2 separate regions of the Homo sapiens genome follow, and region 2 is linked to region 1. A link is a loop called in an ENCODE intact Hi-C map of the cell type or tissue named here. Cell type or tissue: dorsolateral prefrontal cortex. All regions are shown on one strand. Links, peaks and the distances in the headings refer to the core of each region. The heading gives the core; the rest is flanking DNA. Region 1 has its middle 160 kb from the start of FRMD4B. Region 2 has its middle 66 kb from the start of FRMD4B.

Region 1 (5,375 bases), core at 184-5,183:
TGGATGTGGTTCCTGCAGCCAAGTCTATAATACAGAATCCAAATACGTAGTCCATGAGTAGGTTTCAGGTAGTTCCTACGGACATCCTATGGACATTTCGGTGATTCCAATCCCTACTGTATAATGATTTCACCTACAAAGCTTTAAGAAAATCCTGATGCCCAAACTCCACCCCCAGAGATTCTAATATAATTGTTTCCAGTATTGAAAACAAACAAACAAATAAAGAAAAAACATCCCCAGAACTCTAATATGCAGCCAGGTTGATAATTCTATATTAGGATAAAATAAAGGAAAAAAAGTTTTTGCAGGTTCAATTGTGTTGTGGTTTTAATTTTGCTGTTTTCCATAAATATTCCATAAATATTTATTCTATAAATATTTATTCTATAAATATTTATTCTATAAATATTTATTTTTCAGAAGATGGAATTTGGAAAGAAATCAGCCTCTGTCCTTTAATAATAATAGCTAGTATTTATTAAGCATTTATCATGCATGAGGCACTATTCCAAATGCTTTCCACATATTAACTAATTTAATCCTTACAATACCCCTGTAAGTAATGCATTATTATTAACCCTGTTTAACAGAAAAAGAAAATGAAGCCTAGAAAGGCTGAGTATTTTGAAAAGCTGGGCTTCAAACCCACATAGAACAAACCTGGAGCCCCCATTTTTAAGCCAAAGCCCCTTTGCTCCAAGAAAATCCAGTAAATATCCCACATCTTCAAGGAAATTCTTCTGGACTACTCTCACCAATAAAGATAAACCTTTCTGACATCTCTTACATTGCATTTTCATGTAATAGTCTGTATCCAGTTTTTTCCCCAAACATAATAAATGCCACACACTTCTTAGATGCCCAGCCTTAAGCTGGGCATTTTACCTGCATTGTTCCATTTTGCCCTACACTCTGTAGTGTTTTCTAATGACTATGCTACATGTATTTATTTTCTCTCTGGAGAAATTGTGGCATTTGTGAGCACTGGGCAAACCATTATTCATTGCATCACTCCCCTACCTGGGGTCCTTATGCTCCAATACCTGTTGAATAGATTGTATTGTGCAACGGGTAGCGAGTTACCAGACCTGCATTTATAGATAGGCACTGCCACTTTCTAGTTTCATACTATCAGGCAGGTCAACTAACCTCTCAGAGCCTCAGGTTCCTCCTTAGTAAAACAGGGCTCCCTTAACTCAACTGACACTGAATAGCCATTGCTATGTGCCTGATGCTGAACAAGGCGAACATAGACCCTGGCCACAGGGGGCTTTCAGTCCACTCCCATTCTCCCAGGAGAACGCAATAAGATGATGCCAAGAGAAGTGCTTATTTAGCTCAAGTCTTGGGGACAGGGTGGGGAGGCCGGGCGTGTAATTACCACTCAATAAATGTTAGCTATTCATTCAATATATTCTATTTAATTAAAAGCAAACAATCCATTCAACATCAGAAGCAAATGTAATTAAACCTCATTCTGCACACATACAATATTCCGCAACATGCTATCTTGAACCTTTACTACTTCAGATCTTGCTTGCTACTTGCTCCCTCATGTCAGTAGCAGCTACACCAGGGCCTGTGAAATCAAGATGCCCCGTGCCCCCATTCTTTTTCTAGGCTGGTGACCTGTCAAAAAGGAAGGGAGGAAGGGGGAGAAAGACGGGTAGGGGAAGTTGGAGGAGAAGGAGGAAGAAAGGCCAAAACCACGGTCACAGAAACTGTGGAGTCTTTAAAATATTGATATTGGATAAATCAATTTAATTTTCAACAAAAATCCAAAGCTATGTGATTGTGTAGTTGTGAGACAATTATTTTTAAAAATGGATTTGCTTTTTAAAATAAATTAATTCATAGTGTGTAGAGAAAAATTAATTCACGGTGTATGGAGAAGTGAAGTCTGGTCACGGGACATACATTTAAGGCTGTTTGGGAAATATTTTCTCCCAGCCCTGTCGGATCACCTTTGGTTCTCTCCTTGTCAGCTCATTTGAAGAGAATATAAAAACTCTCAATAGGAAGTCGTTCATGAAGAATCCTCCTTTCCTCTCCTTCCTCTCCCATTTGCTGTGTTACACTCAGCACCAGATCAAGTTGGAATCTCTGCCCTGTCACTCATCAGCTATTTTGAGCTAACCTCTCTGAGCCTCCCGAGTTTCATGTAAAGAACGCATAATAAAACAAAAATTGTTCTTAGGGATAAATGCCTGATATGGGATAGACTCGCCTTTTTTTTTTTTTCTTTCTGTCTTCAAGTGCAATGGTTTCAGATTTGCAGGGATCTCAGGAGTCATTTCGCCAGCCCCTCTTGGGTGGCTGGGTGCATTCTGCGCCTCCCTCTGCCACCGGTGCCTCATACCCTTTATTCTAACAGCACTCAGGTCCTGGGATGCCTGAAGCCGGTGAGGCAGAATCAAGTTCCGCCCAGAGCTTGGAGGAGTCGGAGGGAGCGATGGAGAGGCGCGGGCTGGTGACCCCCTCTTTCCCCTCCTCCTGGCAGGCACCGCTCCGCGCCTCCTGGCACCGGCGCCCTTTCTCTGCCGGGGAAGGCTAGCCCAGCCCGCAGCCCCGTGCGGCGGGGGCCGAGGGCGCCCCCTCCCTTCCTCCCTCTCCCCCTCCCCTTCCTTCCCTCCCGATACAATGACTGGGCCGGAACAGCGCATCAGCCGAGCCTCATTGGCAGCGGCCGCCCCAGCCCCCGGAGAGGCGGCGGGCGGGGGCTGCTGGGGAGAGAGGGAGCCGAAAGCCCCGGCTGACAGCGAGAGGAGGCAGGCAGGACGGAAGGACGCGAGAAAGGCGGCCCGGGGCACAGCTGTAAGTGTGGAGCAAAGCGAGGACGCACGGCGAGCGGCGGTGGCGGGGGCGACCTGCAGACCCGGGCCGGGGGATGCGGCAGGCGCTGGCTGCCCAGAGAGCCCGGGAGTCGGGCTGCGTAGCTCACGTGCTGAGCTGGAGCTTGGACAGAGAGGAAGAGGAAGAAGAGGAAGGCAGCCGCCGCCGGGGAAGGCACAGCGCAGAGTGGACTTGCAGGACTGGCGCAGAGCCGGGTCCCCAGGTCCCGCGCGGTGCGCAGCCGAGACAATAAAGTAGCCGTCTACAGCCCCGGAGCGCCGCAGGGAGGAGGTGGCGGAGCAGGTAGGTGGGCGACCGCCCCGGGCTCCCCAAGCGTGCTGCCAGGGCGAGGCCGCAAGACGCGGCCACGGGCGCGCCCGGTGCGCCCCGGGCGCAGCGCGCACGTTTGGAGACCCCCAGCGGAGGTGCGGGTCCCAGGAGTTTGGGAGAGCGGAAAACCCCGCCCTGGGGCTCGAGGTCTAGTGCAGCCTCCGCTGGAGTCCCTGGGGCACTTGGCACGGCGCTTTGGTCGCTTTGGTGGTATGGAGACAGGAAGTTTGGCGGTTTCGAGGCGTTGGCGTTGGTGGGGTTTGCAAACGCGCCGCCGGGGACCGCGTGCTTCGGTTGCCGCGCGTTCGTGGGAGGTCGGGAGAAAAGCTGATGAAGCCCAGATCTGGCCCCCAGAGATACTTCTAAAAGGCAGCGAAAAGAGGGGGGGGAAATCCCTGGAGTTAGCAGAGGACACTAAGGGTTTCGTTTGGCTGCCCTTTTCAAATAGGTGTTTCAGATCCTAGCCGCTCCTATGTTGGAGAGGCAGTGTGCATGTGAATAGCTTCTTATTTTGTGGAGTATTTCACTTTTCATTTTCATCTGGGGAGGAAAAAATAAATATAATCTTTAGCTCCTACTTTGAGAAATGCCATTTCGTTTGGAATAGAGGACAAACTCTTCCCTTGCATTGGATGTCCTGTGCTTTGAAGGATACTGAACAGTGCCTGCTCTTGTTCACAAAAGGGGTGAGACGTGTATTAAATCTTCTCCCGCCTGAGAAAGCAGCCGCAGGAGGAGGTCTCTCTCTCTCTCTCGCTCTCCTTTGTGTGGCCGCTTCCTTCCAGATGTGAGAGGGTTGGGCTGGGCGCTCCTGGGTGGGGTAATAATTATCCTGAACATTCCTGCGATCTGTTAGGACTTGTAAACATACCAGAGCCAAGTCCTCTGAACTTCGCGAACTGATTTGGTGTGTTTGCTGGTACCCAGACGGCTGCGACTAGAGGCTGGGCCTTTCGGGAAGAAAGACCTTAGGGTGCTGATGGCAGCAGTCTTTCCGGGAAGCTGGTTGATCCTTGAAGATTAGGTAATGTCGCCCCAGAAATTTACTAGCCAACTCGAAAGATGTGTACAAGATTATAGCGCGATCCCCGACGTGCTGTTTCCCGTCCTAAAGGGAATGGATCTGTGGGGTTTCCAAATCAAATGTCTAGAGGGGAAGAAAAGCAGCTTCGCCTTACTTAACCTCATCAAGACGCACTTTCATATGTCATACACATGCTGTGAAGAGTGGTGGTTTAGAGAGCTTACTGTGTGCCAGGCATCCTGGTAGGCACTTTTGGGGCATCATCCATAATCCATGAAGTGGTAAACCTAGCCCTTGAGAGAGGTTAAGTAACTTACCGGAAGTCCCACCAGTAATCTGTGGTTTATGTAAGATCTAATTTCAGATGCCAGGCTCTTAACAAGACAGTGCCTCCGAAAGGGATGTGCTGCAGTGGTGGTGGTAATGAGTATGAAGAAAATAATAACAATAACAATAACTGCCGTGTGTGTGTGTGTGTGTGTGTGTGTGTGTGTATATATATATATATATATATATATTTTTTTTTTTTTTTTTTTTTTTTAGAGACAGAGTCTCACTCTGTCGCCCAGGCTAGAATGCAGTGGCCGATCTCGGCTCACTGCAACCTCTGCCTCCCGAGTTCAAGCGAGTCTCCTGCCTCAGCCTCCCGAGTAGCTGGGATTACAGGCGCATGCCACCACGCCTGGCTAATTTTTTGTATTTTTAATAGAGACGGGGCTTCACAGCGTTAGCCAGGCTGGTCGCCATCTCCTGGCCTTGTGATCCGCCCGCCTCGGCCTCCCAAAGTGCTGGGATTACAGGGGTGAGCCGCGGCACCCGGCCTATATATTTTTAATAAATTTAAAAAGATGATATTTAAGAGAGATTGACACTCAGTAAGCACTCTGTATATATTTTTGTCTCTAAATTAAGTGTCACAAGACAGGTGGTGGATGTATTGGTGTTTCTACAATTCTTCCTTTTTTTTTCCTTCGAACTCTGTCACCCAGAGTGGAGTGCAGTGGCGCGATCGCGGCTCACCGCAACCTCTGCCTCCCAGGCCCATGCGATTCTCTTCCCTCAACCTCCCTTGTAGCTGGGATTACAGGCATGTGCCACCAAGCCCGGCTAATTTTTGTATTTTTAGTAGAGACCGGGTTTCACCATGTTGGTCGGGCTGGTCTTGAATTCCTGACTTCAAACCATC
Region 2 (5,375 bases), core at 178-5,177, 90 kb after region 1:
TCCTCCGGCTAGACATGAAAGTTCTCCAAGTCCCCACCCGATTTAGGAGTCCAGCTGACTTCCCTAGTGGATCCCACGCAGGGGCCACGGGCGGAGGTGCCCGCCAGTCCTGCATGGTGCGCCTGCCCTCCTCAGCCCTTTAGCAGTTGATGGGACCTGGTGCCACGGAGCAGGGGGTGGTGCCCTTTGGGGAGGCTCTGGCTGCACCAGAGCCCACTGCGGGGCTCAGGCATGGTGGGCTGCAGTCCCAAGCCCTGCCCCTCGGGGAGGTGGCTGAGGCCTGGCCAGAATTAGAGTGTGGCGTGGGCGGGCCGGCAGTGCTGGGGGACCCGGCACACCCTCCGCAGCTGCTGGCCTGGGTGCTAAGCCCCTCACTGCCCGGGGCCGGTGGCGCCGGCCAGCTGCTGGGAGTGCAGGGCCTGCCGAGCCCACCCCACCTGGAACTGGCGCTGGCCCGTGAGTGTGGCGCACAGCCCTGGTTCCCACTTGCACCTCTTCCTCCACACCTCCCAGCAAGCAGAGGGAGTGGCTCTGGCCTCAACCAGCCCAGAGAGAGGGGCTCCCACGGTGCAGCAGCTGGCTGAAGTGCTCCTCAAGTGCGGCCAGAGTGGGCACTGAGGCCGAGGAGGGGCAGAGAGCAAGCGAGGGCTGCCAGCACGCTGTCACCTCCCAACGTTCCTACTTGCTGTTAGTTGGGTAAAGTCAGGGAGTGAGTATCTCCTTCTACACATGGGACAGGAGTTCCTTTGATGATACTATTGAACAGAAATTACAGCCCACTCAGAAATTCCTCCTTCTTCATTGTTACTGTTATCGCTGGGGATACAGCAGGAGAATGTGTTCTGCCTCCTCATCCAATCTACTTCTCTTATTTATTTGATTGTCCTGGGCTGTGGGATGGTATAGGCCTGAGGAGGAGGCAAACATGGGTGCAGCCCACCACTGTGATCCAGCTTGGGTCCCAGTGCGGGGGACACATCAATGCTTGCTTAAGTGAGGAGATACCAAGTTCTTATGGGGACTCTTGTTTTCTAGGCTTCTGCCTCCCTCCTTTCACATCCATTTTTCTCACTCATCCTTTATCCATCATCTGAATTTCTTTCTGGTACACATCACTGCACTTTTCTTGGCTACATGGATTTCCTTACTCCATTTCACCTTAGAGAATGCACTTGGCCAGGACCTGCTCTCAAAGCGTCAGATAATCATCTCCTCCTTTTTCCAATTCCTCTCTGCCAAATGCCATGCACCCCAGCCAGGCCATGTGCCCATCTCTCCCCCACTGGGAAGCCATGCTGAGATTGGTTTTCTACTGGGAATATTCCTGGGATTTTTTAAACTTGTAACTCTGTGTGTCTCCCTAGGCTAGAGGACAACTCTGATAGCCCTAGCAGCTTTGAGAGCCAGAGTTTGGCTAGCTCCAGGCATCACTTTGTATTTTATTTATTTAGAGCTGCATTATGCAGCCAAGAAATCTGCTTTTACATACATGTGCTTTCCAGGTGCCCGGCGCTATGCACGGTGCCAAGTCAGAGGGTACCAGGAAGCAAAGTACAGTCTGAGAGTCTGAAGGTGCCATCAGAGAGTAAGGACCAAATGCAAGAATATGACCCCTGCACCAGAAGTAGATTCAGAAGGTCCCTGACACAGAGCCAGCCAGATGCAAGAGGCTTCTATAAGGTGCTGCAACACAAGGCACTGTACATAGATACAGCTTTTAAAAACACCAAATCAGGTCTTTTAATGGCCATCTACTCAAGCCCATCTCTTCATCTCTTCCCTAAGCCCACCTGACTGCCTGTGTCTTCAATAAACTCTCCCATCCCCACACTTCTGGAATTGTGTTGTCCAGTATGGAAGCCATTAGCCACACATGGCAACTGAGCATCTGAAACATGGCAAGGCCAAATTGAGATGTAGTGTAAATATAAAGCACACACTGGATTTTGAAGGCTTAGTACGAAAAATAGAATGCAAAATATTGTATCAATAAACTTACGTCAGCTATATGTAAAATAATAATGTTTTGGCTATGTTGGGTTAAATATATTGCTAAACTTATTCTATTTTTCTTTCTTACTTTTATTAATGTGGCTGCAGAAATCTGAAAATTATACATGTGCCTGTCATTTGTGACCCACGTTATGTTTCTGCTAGACAGTTCTGTTGTAGAGTACTTCCTGACCTAGCCACATGAAATGTGCTTCTTTATGAATTTGCTATTTGCTATATAGTCTCAGTCTCTAAATAGGTATAAGACAAGACTAATGTCTAGTTTCTCTCTGTTTCATCAGTCTCTGCCCAAGTGTCACTTTTTCTATTAGAGATCCAATGTGTATTTGATAATGATTCTTTCATTCACTTGACAAATATGTGTTGAACTCATACTCTGTGCCAGGCTTCCCTGGGAACTTAATAAACTTTAACTCAATACCTAGCATAATCCTGACAGGGTAGAAATTATTAGCTTTGTTTCACAGATAAGGAAATTGGGGTAGAAAGTCTAAATGACTTGCTCAAGGTCACCCACTCGGTAAGTGGCAAGAAAAGATTTCGCTTTTGACCAGCTCCAAATCACATGCCCTTTCTACTTAAGCATGCCAATCCTGTTGATCCTTCACCTCTGCCCAGTTGCTTCCTCAATACTGTCTTCTTCTTTGTATATACACACTTATTACAATGCTTGTTAATAGTCCAGCTTTCCCAGTAGACTTCATGTGAGGACATAAACTATTTCTCTTCCGATCACTGTTGCATCCCTAGTGCTTTGCACATGGCTGGCACTTAGTAAATAATCTGGTGAACATATGAAGGAATAAATGATGATGCTTCTTCCTCCTACCATTATAAAGTTCGTGTTGAATTCCATTTTCCTGGAGAGGAACAACTCAGTGTCTCAACAATATTGTAAACATTTGTTTTGTATTTTATTTATTTAGAGCTCCATTATGCAAAGAAGAAATCCATTTATGTGAGAGTCTGGGAAAGAAATCTCTCCTTCCCTGCTTGTCTCTCTTTCTGCACAGTATGTTATCTCAGACCAACATGACACCACCAGCCACCTGTCTTTTGTCAAAAGAGAATATGCATCCTCATAACAGCTGTGTGCTGGCTGTTGCCAGGGCCTTAGTACAGAGCTGGGACTGGTGTTTTTTTAAATTATCTTGGCATAATTTTTTCATTATGGAAGTGATCTGAATAGGTTGTAACATGCCAGGACCACCTAGTGGTTATAAGAAGTAAACCATCTTACCCACCAGAGAAGAAAGGCATCTTGGCATGAGAGGATTGCTGAGCTACAAACCATAAGGAATGGTTGCTAGTCTCAGCTTTGCCATGTTCTGTCTCTGCACTTGTGGGTGGATAAGCCATGATACCTCATTGCTGTAAACCTTATTTTTCATACCTATAAAGAGAAGACATTAAAATAGACCAGGGAGGACAGCACCATGGCCTGTGTACCACCGTGCTGTTTCCACCTTCCACTGCAGACATTGCTGATCAATCACAATATATTCTTCCACTGATCCAGGCTACAGCTTCATAAACCTTATCACAGCACTTCCTACAGCTATCATCCATCAGTCACTGATCATTGCCAGGCCAACAGTTCTTTCTGGAGTCTCACAAATGTAGGTAGTGGTTTATTGTTTGTTTGTTTGTTTTGGTGCAGGATAGGAAGAAAAGAGATCGCAGCAGGACAGTTTTTATTCTCAAAAACCATCCCTACTTTACTTGGAAATCACCACCCTGGCTATGATAAAATCACACATCATCCTCTGATATTACCCTGATGTGGAAAGGTCCCTGGGGCCCTGCTGGTTCCTGGAAGCACTGAGAAGCAGAGGCTCGGAGTGGAAGGAGGGAGCCACATTCTTTCTGAAGCTCTGCTAGAAGTCATCATTAGGATATGGCCGCAGCCTTGTACATAATCTAAAACTCGAGATATTAGCTGGGTTGTGGGAATTTCTTCTTATTAGTCAGAGCCCCAGTGTGTGGCTCTTCAGATAACTGTTTAAATTTGGACTTTTCTGGGAAAGTTTAGTTTAGTGGGAAGGCCATCAGAAAATGACTTTTCATGGCAAATGTACCATCAGATGGAAAAAGGCCACAGAACTGGCTTACATTTTTTGTTGTTGTTGTTTTGTTGTTGGGGTTTTGTTGTTGTTGTTGTTGTTTTGGAGGTGGAGTTTCACTCTTGTCGCCCAAGCTGGAGTGCAATGGCACAATCTTGGCTCACTGCAACTTCCGCCTCCTGGGTTCAAGCGATTCTCCTGCCTCAGCCTCCCGAGTAACTGGGATTATAGGCACGTACAACCATGCCCAGCTAATTTTTTGTATTTTCAGTAGAGACGGGGTTTCCCCATGTTGGACAGGCTCGTCTTGAACTCCTGACCTCAGGTGATCTGCCTGCCTTGGCCGCCCAAAGTGCTGGGATTAGTGGTGTGAGCCACCACCCCCAGCCTATTTTGTTTTTTTTTGAGACAGCGTCTCACTCTGTCACCCAGGCTGGAATGAACCTGAGCTCAAGCGATCCTCCCACCTCAGTCTCCCAAGTAGCTGAAACTACAGGCCCATGCCATGATGCCTGGCTAATTCTTTTCAGGCTGATCTATAATTCCTGGGTTCAAGTGATCCTCCTGCCTGGGCCTCCCAAAGTGCTGGGATTACAGGCAAGAGCCACGACATTTGGCCTGAAGTGGTTTACTTTTTTAAAGCATAAAAACGTGAACATAAATAAATGTCTGAAAGTATATAATCATGATGGCTAATGATTATTGTCTGCAGGCATTGTATGAGATGCTTTACAAATTTCATCTCACCTCATTCTCACAACCTTGAGAAATCAGTGACCTCGTTCTCCCCATTTTACTGGCAGGGAAACTGACGCTGAGGAACCTTGTTCTCCCCATTTTACTGGCAGGGAAACTGAGGCTGAGGAAGGTAAAGTAACTTCCATGCCCACAAGCTTGTCAAGCATAGGAGTCAGGATAAGAAGCCAAATATATGACTCCAGAAGCAGCCCTCTTAGTTTCTGTATCATAGTGCCCTACTAAAAGTTTGAGTGATTGTCTTAAAGTATGGAGATTAACAATTTTAAATTGTTAAAAATTGGTCTAACAGTTTTTCTTTGTGCTTTTCTGGGTTTTCCAAAATTTCTGCATTGAACCTGTATAACCATTGAAAACAAAACAAAACAAAAGCCTTAGGGGAAAAAAAAAATCACAAGACTAAGAATTTAGAATCTGATTCAGAAGACCTGGATTTCACACTCAGTCTTTTTAGCTGGTTGTCTGACCTCAGGCTGATAATTTCACTTGTCTGGGCCTTGGTTCCTTGTCCAGAAAATGTGATCATAGGACTGGATGATCTGT

Evidence for each region. A loop is a pair of places that touch in the nucleus more often than their neighbours do. Peaks named below come from ENCODE experiments on the same cell type or tissue, not always from the same donor. Only the 100,000 strongest peaks of a DNase experiment are listed, where the experiment ranks them.
Region 2: it touches region 1 in a loop (2.1-fold over the local background); 15 of 110 quality-filtered maps call a loop at or near these places.

What each region holds. Positions count from the first base shown.
Region 1 is chr3:69,539,969-69,545,343 of GRCh38, reverse strand. It overlaps a transcript of FRMD4B not described here. Among named protein-coding and RNA genes, the nearest start is that of FRMD4B, 160 kb to the right of the region's middle. In dorsolateral prefrontal cortex, for the core only: no CTCF peak of the experiment used is centred there; DNase peaks (open chromatin) are centred at 2,633 and 3,375; H3K4me3 peaks cover 3,232 bases; H3K27ac peaks cover 3,257 bases; H3K27me3 peaks cover 3,117 bases.
Region 2 is chr3:69,449,561-69,454,935 of GRCh38, reverse strand. It overlaps a transcript of FRMD4B not described here. Among named protein-coding and RNA genes, the nearest start is that of FRMD4B, 66 kb to the right of the region's middle. In dorsolateral prefrontal cortex, for the core only: a CTCF peak has its summit at 3,214 (motif pointing left); no DNase peak of the experiment used is centred there.